Linked DNA regions of Mus musculus: region 2 is linked to region 1. The links are chromatin contacts, found by Hi-C in ENCODE. All regions are on one chromosome and are shown on one strand. The core of a region is the stretch at or near the end of the contact, and the rest is flanking DNA. Distances in the headings are between cores, read along the strand shown. Region 1 overlaps Mat2b (methionine adenosyltransferase II, beta). Region 2 overlaps Ccdc57 (coiled-coil domain containing 57).

Region 1 (4,457 bases), core at 1,166-3,665:
TAAATGGCGGTGTCGGCGGGGTCAACTTGGTGAATTCATAGTTTGCACGGGGCGGGTTCCTTGAGGCACTTTTAAGGCTGTCAGGATTTCCGACTGTGCGGTGCTGTGAACGCTCAGGCTCCCTGGTAGGCAGACGGGCACCGCCTCGAGTTTATTCAGGAAGGTTTGAGCAGGAATTCCAGTGTTGGGCTTTTAGCTTCTACGTTTTCTGAACCGCTGTATTTTGCGTGGTGGAAGACTGCTGAAAGAAATTGCATGTCTGGTAAACTTCCCCCAGCATGTTTCCAAGTCTGGTCCACGGTCCCGTGTTTCAAGCCCGTTAAGTACTTACTGACCTACAGAATGTATCCAGCACAGTCGATGAACTAATGTGTCTTGCTGATATAAAAACGCCTAGGATGTGGCCAGTTTTTTTTTTTTTTTTAATGCAAACTTTTAATTTGGGGGAGGGTCCTGTGCTTGCTAGAGTTACTAGAGATAAGGGAGTCCCTATTGAGATGAGGGATTCTTGTTAAGAGTATACCGCCATAAGATTAGGCTATTATTAGGTGAACCTGTAGCGCCTTTTCTTAATTGGCGATTGACTTGGGAGGACGGAGCCCCTGGGCTGTTATAGTCCTGAGTTGTTTAGGAAAGCTGGCTGAGGAATTAAGCAGTTTTCACAAGGCCTGTGTGAGCTCCTGCCTCCAGGGTCTTGTCCTAACTTCCTTCAGGGGCGAACAGTGATGTGGAAATGGTAAGCTAAGTACCTCCTGCCAAACAATGCTTTGATGTTTTCACACAGCAATAGAAACCCAAACTAGAACTCAGTATGTGTTGTCCAGGCTGGCCTTGGACTCAGATGCTTCTGCCTCGAGGAGTGCTGGGATTGAAGATCTGAGCCACCACAACCAGTTGATAATGGGAAATTTTTACATTTGCGTGATGCACATTCAATATTATCTCCAAATGGCTGGGCCTTAGCCAAAGTTCGAATGTATTTGCAGTTCCAGACTGGTGACGGCATGTGACCAAAGGTGTGTGCGTATGAGCATGTATTCGTGTAGGCTTAATGCATTTCCCCAGTTCAGTAAAAGAAAAGTAGAGAGTGGTAAACTGAGTGTGCTAACTCATGTCTGTAATCTCAGTACTCAGGAAGTTTGTAGTGGTGAGGAGATGTGATTGCTTTTTAGGGTGGTTTTTTGTTTGTTTGTTTGTTTTTTCTTTCTGTTGTTGCATTTGTTTGTTTGTTTTAAACAGTCTCACTGTGTATTCATGGCTGTCCTCAAATCCCCGGAGATCTGCGTGGCTCCACCTCCAGTGGGCTGGGATTGATGATGCCACCACACCCAGCAACCTTTTTCATTAAAAAAAAAAATGGTACAGTAGCTGAGCGTGGCGGCTTATACTTCAGTCCCATCACTCTAAAAGCTGAGGCAGGAATGATTATCAGGCAAGCCAAGGTTACATAGTGAGACCCTGTTTCATAAAAGCAGATAACAGGCAGAAGGTGCAGACAGCTGGAATCTGCATGCTGGTGTTGCTCTCTCAACCTGTGCAACTGACATTCACTCTTGTTGCCAGCTGAGACTTGGCATAGTTAATGTTAGTGAGGCAGCCTGATACCAATTCCTGTTAAGAACACTGCCTGTGTGTACGTACAGGGAGTTGAGCTGTTCCCCTCTGAATTCCATTCCTATTAAGCAATCTAGATATCTTGTTTCTTAAATCCCAAGGGTGTCCAAGGATGTTAGAGAGGTAGAGAGTGAATGTGAAAACTTGAAAGTGTTGAAAGTGAATGTGAAACTTTCTGGTTGTTTTGTATTTGTTTTCCCAGACAGATCAGGGCTGGTCTTGAATTCATTGAGACCCTCCTGCATCAGATGATTTTTTTTTTCAATTATGCATGATTGCTAAGTGTATAGCCGTGTACCATGTGTCTGATACCTACTAGGGCCAATAGAAGGTGTCCATTCCAGTAGAGCTGGAGTTACAGGGAGGTGTGAGCTGCCCAGGATGGACTCTGAGGACCCAATGCCAGTCCTCTGCAAGAGCAACTTTTTTTTTTTTTTTTTTTTTTTTAGGTTTTTAAATGTTATGTGTGTGGGTGTTTGGCCTGTATGTTTGTTCACCACATGCATGCAGTACCCTTTGAGGTCCACAGAGGATGTTGGCTCCCCAAGGAACTGGAGTCACACATATTGTTGATACCTGCCGTGTAGGTGTTGGGACTCAAACCACGCTCTCCAGCCCCATCTGTTTTCCTTTATGGTGTTTTCCCAGACCTCTTCATGGTATTTGTTACATGTACAGTGTTGTGAATCTATACTAGACTTAGCATGCTTTGACCCCGTTTATTTCAGCTGTGTGTGTGGTGTGTGTGTGTGTGTGTGTGTGTGTACGTGTACAAGTATAGTTTTTGAGACAGGGTCTTGCCTAGTGGGCCGCACTGGCCTGGAATCCCCTCCGTAGAGCAGGCTATGCTCAGGCTGCTGGCACCCTCCTGTTCACTGAGGTCATCACTGCACCTGGTTTAGAGTTAAGCCTTTGGAGAGTTATTTTCTTGCCAAAGTTCGAAGAAAACATTTTGCCGGATCAAGTCTTCATTTTCATAAATTGCCTGGCTTAGAGCCAAGTGTTATAAAGGACACCACATGAAGTCTCATTAATGTTTTTTTAAAAATGTTTTGAAATTCATTGAATTAAAATCCTTAATAGATTTTTTTTTCTATGCTGCCCTCCCCCATCCCTGCCCTTTGGATTTCAGCTTTTGTTAAATGCTAGAAACAGCTGATTTGGGGGTCCTTAATTAAAGTATGTATGTTTACTAAATCATTTACCCGAAAATGTCTTTGGATATTGCCTGTATATATGTGTGTGTGCACACTTTTTTTTTCCAACTCAGAATTATGTGACTTTAACAGAAATAGGACCTTGTGATAAAATCTAATGAAAGTTTGAGCCCCAGAGCTCATGCTTTGGCTACAGGTGTGTGACTCTCTGCTGGCTGAAAACATTATTTTTAAAAAGGAAAAGTTGGCTTTACTTAAGAATTTGGCAGGAAAGTGTTACTCAATTTTTGGAACTTTGCCTTGAGTATACAAAAATCAAAATATTCTTTAAGCAGTAATTTTAAATTTTTACTGTGAACACAAATGTTTTTTCAGTTTTTTTTTCTATCTGTATCTGTTAGTCATAAGTATTTTGTGTAAGTAAATTTAGTGCTGACCGAGGGACATATTAGTTGACTTTATTCCAAATAAACTCCTATGAAATGTCGACCAATTTTCTTTTTTTTAAAGATTTATTTATTTATTTTATGTATGAGTACAATTATAGCTGACTTCAGACAAACCAGAAGAGGGTGTCAGAACCCATTACAGATGGTTGTGAGCCACCATGTGTTTGCTGGGAATTGAACTCAGGACCTTTGGAAGAGTAGTCAGTGCTCTTAGCAGCTGAGCCATTTCTCCAGCCCTGACCGATTTTCAGTCCTGTCAAAATGTGACTCATCTGAGCCTTGTGCATTTTCAGAATATCTTAGAAGATGTGAAACGCCTGTTGACTAATTATGGGGTGATATGATCACTTCATCCATCATAAAGAAAGTAACTTCCATTGTTAATATGAAATCTAAATCAAATGGGGAAGTTGTTAGTGATCTCAGGTTCTTTTTCTTGATTACTAAAACTTTATTCTTACTCATCTAAAAAAAGTAAACTTACTTTATGTACATGAGTGTATGTATGTGTACCATAACCATGTGCACGCCTGGTACCCACAGAAGCCAGAAGAGGGCATCAGATCCTCTGAAACGGGAGCTAAGGACAGATGTTAGCTGCCATTTGAATGCTGGGAATCAAACCCAGGTCTGCCATCTCTTCTACCCATTCATTCTCTCTCTCTCTCTCTCTCTCTCTCTCTCTCCCTCTCTCCCTCTCTCCCTCTCCCTCCCTCCCTCCCCCCCCCTCTCTCTCTCACACACACACACACACACACACACACACACACACGTATGACCAGAAGAGGGCAATCAGATCTGCAGTAATGGATAATTGTAAGCCATCCAATGTTTGTCTTCTACAAAAACGGTGTGCTCATAAACAAGTCTTCCTTGTCTCGAGGAGGCTGATTGTCAGTGGGGACTGGAAAGATGGCTGTGGTTAAGAGTTCTGTGTGGATTTGCAGAGGACCCAGGCTCACTGTAACTCCAGTTCCAGATGATTTTATACCGTCTTCTGATCTCCCCAGGCAATGCAGGTAGTACACACATATGCATACAGAGCAAAAACACTCAGACAGAGCAAATAAAATAAACACAAACTCATTAAGTCTTGCAGTTGTTGATGCAGGTGGATTGATTAATCTAACTTTAAAACTGACTTTTAGGTAGTGGAATTAATTTAAAAAAATAGTTAACATTTCAGGTATGTGGTACACAATAATGCCTTTAAGAGAATTATGGCTTTAACCCCTTT
Region 2 (4,273 bases), core at 1,748-4,247, about 80 Mb before region 1:
CTTGGATGGCATGGGAACTCAGGAAGAGATAGGGAAGAGGGGACTATAATTCAGCTTTTACAGCCTCAGGTGCCAGGAAAGGAATAGGGAGGAAAGGGGGGTGACAACCAGCTCTCAGTACAAGGCCATTTGGCCTGCTAGGGAGATTGTGAAGGGCTCACTTTCTCACGGGATGGTCTCTGACAGAGAGTTGCTTTCATCAGATTGGCCAATGGCACGTGTGGGACATTGTCTTGATTGCTAGTTAACGAGGGCCCCAGCTCACTGTGGGCAGTGCCAGCCTTGGGCAGGTGATCCTGGGCTGTAGAAGAAAGAGCAGTCCAGGGGAAGCCAACAAGTCAACAAGCAGCATTTCTCCATGGTGTCTGCTTCTTCCTGTGTTGGCTTCTTAATGATGGACTGTATAGAACCTCTTACTGAGCGAGCCCTTGCTCCCCAAGCTGGTTTTGATCAAGTGTTTTATCACAGTAACAGAAGCAAGCGAGGACAGTGTGACAGACCAATGTGAGGCCCTCATGTGGAAAAGTCAAGATCCCTGTGAGCTAAACTGCAGAATGGATCTGGGAGCCAATAAAAGCCTCAGGTAGGATAGTGCAGATATATTTCAGCCTTGCCAGCCAAAAGCAAGACTACTACTACTGGACCTTATGGACAGAGGAAGAGACATTTACCATCTCAGTAGCTGTATCCAGGTGTGTGAATATGTACTTCTAGGGACTGAAGAGATGATGGCTCAGCAGTTAAGAGCACTGGCTGTTCTTCCAGGGGAGCTGAGTTCAGTTCCCAGCACCCACAGAGCAGCTCACAATTGTCTGTAACTCCAGTTCCAGAGGATCTGACACACTGAGAAGAGCAGTTCTCAAGACAGAACCTCTTATAAACCTGCCGTGGGTCCGCAAGTCCCAGCACACATAGACCCATGCTTTGATCCCTGTGACCTTTGAGGTAGTCACATAGCCTGGTGGCCAAGACACAGGTTAAACTTCCTCTCTCCTTATAAGGTCATCACCTGGAACTCCTCCTTTTGCAAATAAGGCATTTCCAGTACCCTGGCCCAGTTCATCCCCCAGCCCCTACTCACCCCCCAAAGGCCTAAATAACCTTTGTTTCCCCTAATTAAACGAGCTTCTAGATGACTTTAGATGCCTTTAATCCCAGCACTCAGGAGGCAGAGGCAGACGGATTTCTGAATTCGAGGCCAGCCTGGTCTACAAAGTGAGTTCCAGGACAGCCAGGGCTACACAGAGAAACCCTGTCTGGGGGGTGGGAGGAGAAGCCTGCCTCCCAAGAACTCTTTTTTCCTGCTCACCCTACCCATCGCCTGAGGTCTCTATCACCTCCTGCCGTTCCCACCTAGCTTTCCCTGTCAGGGCATCTATCTGGGTCTGATGAGCGGTCGATCGTGCCTTTAAGAGAATGCGGAGTGGAGTGGGAATGACCAGTTTGACTTCGGAAACAGCCAAGAGTCTTGCACATTGAGCCAAAGCCTGGAAATAATGTAGTCAAGAAAAGATTAATTGTACCAGATGTGGTGGTTCAAAGTAGCAAGAAATCTTAATAAATACTTGGGAGGCTGAGGCAGGGGAATCACTGTGAGTTTAAGGCCAACTTGGCCTACAAAATGAGAACCTGTCTAAAAAGTTAGCAGCAACACAACCACCAAAAACAACTCAGCAACTGTTGTGTCTAAGAAATGACACTCTCGCAGTGGTACCAAAGTCACCAAGGGAGCTTCAAGAGAGTCTCTAGCTGGGAAAGGCGGCTGAGTGATTAGTTTGTGCAGACTCAGTGGAGCACACTCAGGTGTCCCTAGCCCTATCTCTGGAAGCACCAAGCCTTACATGCTACTGTGCCAGCTCTGCCGCAGGAGGCTAGGGAAAGGTCTGCCCCTGGTGGGTTGGAATAGCCAGCCTGAGGCAGCCTTCTGCAGCCCGGGGCAGTCTGCCTATAGCAGCCTGATCTGGCCTGGAACAGTCTTGGCCTTCTGGGTAGTTGTGAGCAGAGAGTTGTGTTAACACAGAATCTTAAAGACCAACAACTCTTTTGCTCAATTGCTCTTTTCTGTTGTTGGGCCAGAATCTCACATGTTGGTCACCCTTGTAAATAGAACCAATTCAATGAAATAATGATTTTTCTCTTATAAGTTGAGGCAAGTTTATAACTAGTAACTGACTGGTCAGTTATCACGTACTGTGAACCAGAGAAAATCCTTTTTCTTATTGGATAGTCACAGGCTCACAAGACATTGGAGGAAATTTACCCACTCATTTCAGAAATGTTTCTGAATGCATGCTGCATGCTGGTAGCTCTTCAGGCTTGGGATTGCGCACGGATCCCTGTCATTCCTGTCATACCTGTCATGCCTGTCAGTCATACCTGCCATGCTTGCCCTTATAGAGGGAAGAACACCTTGAGACAGTTAACTGCCTATAGATGTGATGAGACGGGAGGGTCAGGAGTCAAGTACAGTGAGTGGGCAAGAGGAGCCACAGACGTTGGTGAGGGTGCAGAAGAGAGTTCAGGAGGAGGAAGACAAGAACCTGCCCATGTGCTCGGAGATACCTAGAAGATAGAGTTCAAGTTCAGAGGACGAATGTCCAAAGTGGAGCTCGGCCTTCAGAGCCTTTAAAGACTTTGGCACCATGGGAAACTGTTGAGTGTTTGTGTAGAGCAGTGACATACATGATTGCGGACTTACTGGGCCAGGCATGGGAGAAGTAGCCAGCAGGCTGATGGGGTAGTAGGCCCCTGCAGATATGAGCATGCCCAGAAGGGGAGCCAGTGGGGACATCTGACCCTGAGCTCTGATGGGCCTGATGGAAGAGGCAGGTGCCACAGAGGATGACTGCCAGTTGTTGAGACAAAGAATGTGTGCAAGGAGACAGAGTGACAGACTGTTGTGTGAGGTCCCATGGTTTATCCAGAGACACGGTCCCCAGAACATTGACAAGAGCACAGTGGAGACAGGTCATGGCTGCCTGTCACACTGTCCAGCAAGACCAGAAGGTGGCAGCACAGGCTTGACTTAGCATGGAACTCTGCTCTCTGGTGGCCACAACCTGCAGAACTTCCTCTGTGGATTTTGTTCAGAAAAAACTGTTTCAAATTCTGTGGATTTGTTGCTGTTTGGTTAGTTGGTTGCTTTGGTTTTGTCCTTTGAGACAGATTCCTAACATGTAGCCAAGGCTGCCCAGAACTTGAGGGGATCTTCTCTATCTTTGCCTCCCAGGTTCTCTGTTTACAGGTAGGTTCTACTAACTCACCATCCTTCTCTCCTCTCCCCTCCCCTCCTCTCCTCTCCCCTCCCTTCCCCTCTCCCCTCCCTTCTCCTCTCTTCTCCTTTCCTTTCCTTTTTCCCTCCCTCCCTCCCTCCCTCCCTCCCTCCCTCCCTTCCTTCCTTTCTTTCTTCTTTCCTTCCTTTTGTCTTTCATTTGTCCCTATGCTTGGAATAGAACCCAAGGCACCACACATAACAGGCAAGCATTCAGCCATGATTTTATAATTATAGTAATGATTTTAATATTCTAATTCCAATAAGGGTCACTCACGTGACTATATATTTCACATTTACCTTTCAAGGGATTGAAAAAGTGAAATATAACTTCTAGTTGTGCTTTCTGCAGTTTCCTGAGCCAGAAAGTGAGACCTGTTGCTGCAGAACTCACACAGTGCACCTGTCTACCAGGGCTGGATGGTGCTTCATGGGGTAAGGGTGGGGACAACTCCCTCAGAGCTGCATCTGTCCTCCCTCAGTCTGTCCTTCAGGGCTGGAGTCTGGTGGAGGGCAGGGCAGGGCAGGGCCCAGGACTAGGGCTGGCATATGTGCCTGAGCACTCAGTCCTTCCAGGGGCTCTGGCTCTGTGCTGATCAAAAATGAGATTAAGTACCTGGCCCCAGAAATATAGAAATTAGGTTTTTTGGCTTGCTAGTAACTGGAGGATCCAAACTCTCGTATCAACCGAGGACCCCGTGGCAGACCTCATCATGTCAGAAATGAGAAGGAAGTTTGCAGAAGGGAATATATGCTAGCCTGACAGCAATGGCTGCAACCTGGGTGCTCACCGAACTGCAAGAGTTACAGTCATCCCTCAGAGAGAGGCTTCTTAAAATGGTTTCATCTATGACCCCATTTTACCTGAGAATTTTTGTTGTTCTGTCGTTGGTTGGTTGGTTGGTTTTGTTTGTTTTTCGAGACAGGGTTTCTCTGTGTAGCCTTGGCTGTCCTAGAACTCACTCTGTAGACCAGGCTGGCCTCAAACTCAGAAATCCGCTT

What was found. A loop is a pair of places that touch in the nucleus more often than their neighbours do.
Region 2: a loop to region 1 is called in a map of T-helper 17 cell, with 463 times the contacts of the local background. The contact joins two enhancer-like sites. A Hi-C loop is called at or near these places in 4 of 37 maps with a recorded cell type or tissue (T-helper 17 cell, T-helper 2 cell and regulatory T cell).

What each region holds. Positions count from the first base shown.
Region 1 is chr11:40,687,806-40,692,262 of GRCm38, reverse strand. The region is part of intron 1 of Mat2b (methionine adenosyltransferase II, beta); the gene reads left to right. Among named protein-coding and RNA genes, the nearest start is that of Mat2b, 2.6 kb to the left of the region's middle. Within about 2 kb of position 2,415, at least 1 of the 3 ENCODE cell types and tissues checked has a DNase peak (open chromatin) inside an H3K27ac peak, as active enhancers do.
Region 2 is chr11:120,904,299-120,908,571 of GRCm38, reverse strand. All of the region lies in intron 3 of Ccdc57 (coiled-coil domain containing 57), which reads left to right. Among named protein-coding and RNA genes, the nearest start is that of A430102A20Rik, 26 kb to the left of the region's middle. Within about 2 kb of position 2,997, at least 1 of the 3 ENCODE cell types and tissues checked has a DNase peak (open chromatin) inside an H3K27ac peak, as active enhancers do.